Linked DNA regions of Homo sapiens: region 2 is linked to region 1. A link is an interaction called in ENCODE POLR2A ChIA-PET data of the cell type or tissue named here. Cell type or tissue: GM12878. All regions are shown on one strand. Links, peaks and the distances in the headings refer to the core of each region. The heading gives the core; the rest is flanking DNA.

Region 1 (2,912 bases), core at 110-2,609:
AGATCTTGCCTCTGCCATTTACCAGTTATATGATGTTAAGCAAGTTAATATCTCTGTGACTCAGTATCATTTTATAAAAAGGGGAGGCAGTCATTCCTCAGTATCCATGGGGATTATTTCCGGGACCCCCAAGGATACAAAAATCCATGGATGCTAAAGTCTCTTACTGTTGGCCTTTTGTATGTGCAGGTTCCACATATGCAGATATGGAGGGACAGCTATAATAACATTACCTACCTCATCCAGTTATGAGGATTGATTGTGGCATGCGAAGCTCTTAGAAGAGTGCTTGGCTAAAGTAAACATTATGTATGTGTTAGCAGTCATTTTTATTTCATCTCCTTCTTATATCTCCTGTCTCGTTTAATGGTACCATCATTAACCAATCACCTCTGCCGGAAACCCAGGAGTCATCCCTGGTGCCTCCTCTTCCTCACTTTCCTTTGTCCCGATGGAACACTTCTCAAATCTCTCCCTTCTTTGTCCTCTCTATTCTGGTCCAGCTTGGTTGGCCAACTGTCCCTGTTTGCCTGGGACTAAAGGGGTTTCTTGGACTTGGGACTTTAAGTGCTAACACCAGGAAAGTCCCAGGCAAATCAAGCAAGTTGGTCACCCCAAGTCTGACCTTCATCTATCTCCTTCCAGCTGGTCTCCCCGGCAATACTCTGATCCTCCTTAAGTCCACCTTCCTGCCCATGTTATTCCGTACTTAAAACTCCTCCATCTTCTCCCATTCTCCAGGGGCAGAAAAACTCTTCAGTGTTGCATAGCTTCACTCCCCTTCTTCTCCATCTGCAGCTTTGGGCACTCCCTGGAGGCTCTTCCCACCATGTGTTGGGAAGTGTTCCTGAAGTCACATCCCTGTGCCTTTGCTCACGCTAGTTGCCTGACCTGAAACCTCATTCCTCCCTTCCACCTGCCCACCTTCTTTTTATAATTTCTACTCATCCTACAAGTTGAGACTCAGGTGTCATCTCCCTCAGGAGGCCTTTCCTAATGCTTTTCCCCCTTCCTTCCACATCCTCCACCCTCCTCCCCTCACCTAGGTGAGCTAAGTGTACCACCTCTGTGCTCCCATAGGACCCTGGGGACACAGCTATGGAAACATTTGTGACACTATAAATGGCATGATCTTTGTATGTCAATGGCCTGCAAACTCCCTAGACTCAGGATCCTCATCTTAGCTGGTGTGGTGTCTGGCCTGCAGCAGGGCCTCACCGGATGTTTGTTGAGTCATCTAATCCACCTTCCACCTCATCCTAGATCTCAAGCCGGAACTGGAAGCTGACGCTTTCTGAGGCAGCCTATCCACTGTAGGAGAGTTCTGATTGGCTGAGAGGTCTGCCTTGAGCTGAAATCTGTCTTCGTATAGGGCAACCCCATATTGAAGTTTTAGGCTCCAAAGTGGACCTATTTACCCTTCTGTTGCATTTCCTCTTTCAAAGTTCCTTAAAGTGGTTTCTGTTTTTAATGACCTCTTTAAACAACCTGGTCAGGGGCTTTTTGAAAGTCTAAACTTATCACTTCAGCAAGTTCCCTTTTATCCCTACAGGGACTTGCTAGGGGAAAATTCCAGTAGCTGTGCTTTCCTCTCAGAACCAGGCAGGTCCACATACATGTTTTGTCCACATGGACTGGATGATAACCACTGAGGGGAAGCTCATGGTGAGCTGGAGTAAGAAGGCAGAGACAGCTTGAAGAATGGCATGGGGGCAAGGGCCTGTGGCTAGCTCAGTAAGTTTAAGGGTCAGATATGACCTTAGCTGGATTGGAAGTTTGAAATAGAACAGAAGTGGGAAATAAAGCAGAAACAGAAGAACTGGGGCTTTGGGGTATGTTGTTAGGCCACCAACAGAGAACAGGAGACAATTAGCAGCACTTTGCCCATTCCTTAGTCTTACAGAGAGTGGGATCCTTTGCAAATTCTGCATCTGGCCCTTTCCACTGGCTCCCATGGCTTCATTTATAGACTAAAATCTAAGACTCTTGTGCTCCTTATGGGCCAAAGCCAAGCAGGTAGAGTGTGTCTAGGTGTGCAGACCACAAAGGGAAATGAAAGGCATCTGCCCACACCGCAGGCAGGTGGGAGGAGGCCCAGAGACTGTGTGTGATTACCTAGAAGGTGGGGCTAGGTCCATGGGCAGGGCGTGGAGGCCCAAATCCTGCCAGAGACACCTAGAGCAGCCTGATGCTAAAGAAGGAACACCAAGTTGAGAGTCAGAGAGCTGGCCCCATGGCTACCACTGTGCAGGCTTCAGTGGGTCACATTCGATCCCCAGTCACCTAACCTATGGAAACCATGCATCTCTCTCACCAGGTGCAATCAGTTCAGGTGCAATTCCATTCATTATGGCAAATAGAACGTACCTGGCTTTCGCCCACCCTCCCCCAGCTCATGCAGGACTTCAGCCCCCTGCAGTCTCTCCAGGTATTTTTGGAGGGTCACAAGTGACATTCCAGTATCAACAATCATTCCATTAGCTGTCCAGTCAGTGCCTACTAGGTTCCACTGCCTGCCCCCCTGACCACAACCTTCCCACTGTGCCTGACAGCTCCAGAGCACAGAGCACTAAAGGTGCCACAGGCTCTTTTTCTTTTTTTTTTTTGAGACAGAGTCTCATTCTGTTGCCCGGGCTGGAGTGCAGTGGTGCAATCTCAGCTCACTGCAATCTCTGCCTCCTGGGTTCAAGCGATCCTCCTGCCTCAGCCTCTCAGGTAGCTGGGACTACAGATGCCCGCCACTACGCCTGGCTAATTTTTTTGTATTTTTGGTAGAGATGGGGTTTCACCATGTTGGCCAGGCTGATCTCGAACTCCTGACCTCAGGGGATCTGCCCACCTTGGCCTCCCAAAGTGCTACGATTATAGGCATGAGCCACCGCGCCCGGCCAAGGTGCCACAGGTTCTGTTGG
Region 2 (2,912 bases), core at 263-2,762, 160 kb before region 1:
CGCCCAGCTAATTTTTGTATTTTTTGTAGAGGCAGGGTTTTGCCATGTTGCCCAGGTTGGTCCCAAATTCCTTGAGCTCAAGCGATCCGTCTACCTTGGCCTTCCAAAGTGCTGGGATTATAGACATGAGCCACTGTGCCTGGCCCAGTGTGGAAAATTAAGTGAGGCATGTATGATGAGAACGGCTGCACGTGGGAGATGCTCCGTGGATGTTTGTAGAACGCTGGCTTCCGTGTTTCCTCGTTGTGGCTGTGGTGGTGTGGGTCTTTGCCTGTGGACCCGTGGAAGACAAAGAAGACAGTTTTGGATGGTCAAGCTACTTTCTTGCTTCAGGGCTCCCTCCCCTGCTTTTTGAAGCCTCACAAACCAGGACTGTGAGGGCAGGAAGGCTTGGGGTCTTTGTGTGCTGAGCCTCATTAGGGTTTTAAGAACCTCCCTCCTTTCATCTCTAGCTTACGAGAGGGATGATTCATTATCTTCCCTCCTCAGGCTGCAGTAGAAGCAGACAGTCTCTGCCTCCCTGCTTGCCTTTCCTCCCTCCCATTCACTGTTGATTATTGCCCTCAAGAATAACAGGTTGCCCAGCTACTCGAGAAGCTTAAGTGGGAGGATTGCTTGACCCCAGGAGTTCGAGGCTGCAGTGAGCTATGATCGCTTCACTGCGCTATAGCCTGGCAGACACAGAGAGACCCTATCTCAAGCAAACAGACAAACAAAAAAAAAAAAAGAAGAAGAAGAAGAAGAATAGGTTGGATGCTAACTGGTGGCACTGGGTGACAAGAGCATTTGGGGTTGATGTTGGCATGAGGATGAGAAGGCAGGGGTGCAGGCTGCTCCATACCCCTGTGTTAGCCATCCATCAGGGGCCTGCTGGCTGAGGAGTGGGAGAGGAGGAGAGCCAGGATCCTTTTTGCCTGGGTAGCCTAGAGTTTGGAAGCCCCAGCTTGGGTTCCACTGAGCACTCAAGCTGTGCTGACTTGGCCTTTCTTCAAAGATGCTCATCCCAAGGGACTGAGCTGCGTGGCCCTGTGGGACCTCTGAGAACCAGAATGCCTGTTTGGCCTCAGCTGGTGAGCTAAAAGCCTGAACCAATGTGTTAAGAAAGAAAGCTGGCCAGGCATAGTGGTTCATGCCTATAATCCCAGCACTTTGGGAAGCCAAGGCTTTGAGGCCAGGAGTTCGAGGCTGCAGTGAGCTATGATCGTGTCACTGCATTCCAGCCTGGGCAACAGAGTGAGACCCTGTCTTTACAAAAACAAAAAATAAAATTTAAAAAACAGAGAAAGCTCCTGGAAGAAGAAGATAGAGTGATCCTTAACAAGTCAAGGGAGAGGTGTTTAATTTGATTTTTGAGCCTCAGATATAGATGGGGTGGGAGGAGAGAAAGGAAAGAGTACATCTGACTTCTGCCCAAAGGGAAGATGATACCCTCCCGTAGCAAACATATATTACATAGTAAAATATTTCATCAATTTGAAGATGTACATATTTTCACATTTTAGCACTGAATGTGCTAATTGTATGAATTTCACTGAAATCAAGGTGCATTTTACTGTTTATGGCATCTTCCAATTATAATAGGCAACAATATTTCTTCCTTATTGCCACACAAAATAACGGTGCATCTTACAATTGATGGCATCTTAGATTCTATTAAATACAGTGCACTTTTTATAGATTTGGGGGATGTGTTAGCGATACACAGGTCCACACAGAATTATGTTGTTCTCATAGCTTTCATACATTAATTTTTCCAGTAGCTCTACCTTCTAAGTATCAGAACTTTTCATTGTATTATGTTTTAAAAGAAATCTTTGTAAAGTATGTTGCTTGCATTTATAAATGTAGCATGTTGGATATGATTGAATAATTTCTTGAAATTTTCATCAAATGGTTCTGGCCTGCCATTCTCTTTTGTACCCTGTGTCTTTTTGTACATTCATGCTTCGTTCTCTTTCATCTTTCTCCCTGTCCTTTTCTCCTTTGGCTATGACTTCATGGTGTTGGGCACTGTGCTGAGTATGTCATGTCCTTTAATCTTCACAGTCACACTCTGAGGTAGCTACAATTATTGCCCCCATTTCACATATGAGAAAACCGAGGGCCAAGGCCACACATTTAGGTGGTGCCAGAGCTGGGCTGACTCTGGCGTCTGCTCTTAACCAGAATTGACCAAGCCTAAGTGGTGGCCTAGGTGTTCCTGTGGGTGTCAAGCGCATGCCCCATACAACACAATTTGGGGGCATGAATTGTGGCCACGAGGTGCTTTTGTTTGGTTGCTTGCTTGTAGGATAGCAGCTAGGTTCTGGATAGTTGAGGTTATCGGTTAAGTGACTTCCAGATAAGTGAGTCACAGCTACAGCAAGTTACACCCAAAAGGGGGTTGGGGGCTGATGAATGGGAAGAAATGGATGACTTTCATGGCACAGAGAAGATCCTGGGTCCTTCTTGAGTCTTCTGAGTCTATCAAGTGGCTTGCTAGACTTTGGGCCCTAGAGTTCGGCATCCACAGGAGACTCCTGCTTCCATGGAGCTTCTCTCCTGCTGCCATGGTGATGTAAGATTACACATCTGCGTGAGTCACTTTTATTTTCATTTTTTTTTAAATTATTATTTTTTAGACAGAGTTTCGCTCTTGTCACACGGGACGGAATGCAGTGCCGTGATCTCGGCTCACTGCAACCTCCGCCTCCTGGGTTCAAGCAATTCTCCTGTCTCAGCCTCCCGAGTAGCTGGAGTTACAGGCGCCCGCTTCCACGCCTGGCTAATTTTTGTATTTTTAGTAGAGATGGGGTTTCGCCAAGTTGGCCAGGCTGGTCTCGAACTCCAGACCGCAGGTGTTCTGCCCGCCTTGGCCTCCCAAAGTGCTGGGATTACAGGTGTGAGCAACCGCGCCCGGCCTGCGTGAGTCA

Evidence for each region. ChIA-PET counts read pairs that join two places held together with the same protein. Peaks named below come from ENCODE experiments on the same cell type or tissue, not always from the same donor. Only the 100,000 strongest peaks of a DNase experiment are listed, where the experiment ranks them.
Region 2: POLR2A ChIA-PET joins it to region 1 with 5 read pairs; 4 of 35 experiments call an interaction of 5 or more read pairs at or near these places.

Annotation. Positions count from the first base shown.
Region 1 is chr17:8,805,612-8,808,523 of GRCh38, reverse strand. The region is part of intron 18 of PIK3R6 (phosphoinositide-3-kinase regulatory subunit 6); the gene reads left to right. Among named protein-coding and RNA genes, the nearest start is that of MFSD6L, 7.7 kb to the right of the region's middle. RefSeq lists a silencer at 1,087-1,287 and enhancers at 1,134-1,413, 1,424-1,523, 1,534-1,673. In GM12878, for the core only: no CTCF peak of the experiment used is centred there; DNase peaks (open chromatin) are centred at 1,323 and 2,026; H3K27ac peaks cover 2,497 bases.
Region 2 is chr17:8,961,342-8,964,253 of GRCh38, reverse strand. All of the region lies in intron 1 of PIK3R5 (phosphoinositide-3-kinase regulatory subunit 5), which reads left to right. Among named protein-coding and RNA genes, the nearest start is that of PIK3R5, 2.9 kb to the left of the region's middle. In GM12878, for the core only: no CTCF peak of the experiment used is centred there; no DNase peak of the experiment used is centred there; H3K4me3 peaks cover 2,345 bases; H3K27ac peaks cover 2,209 bases.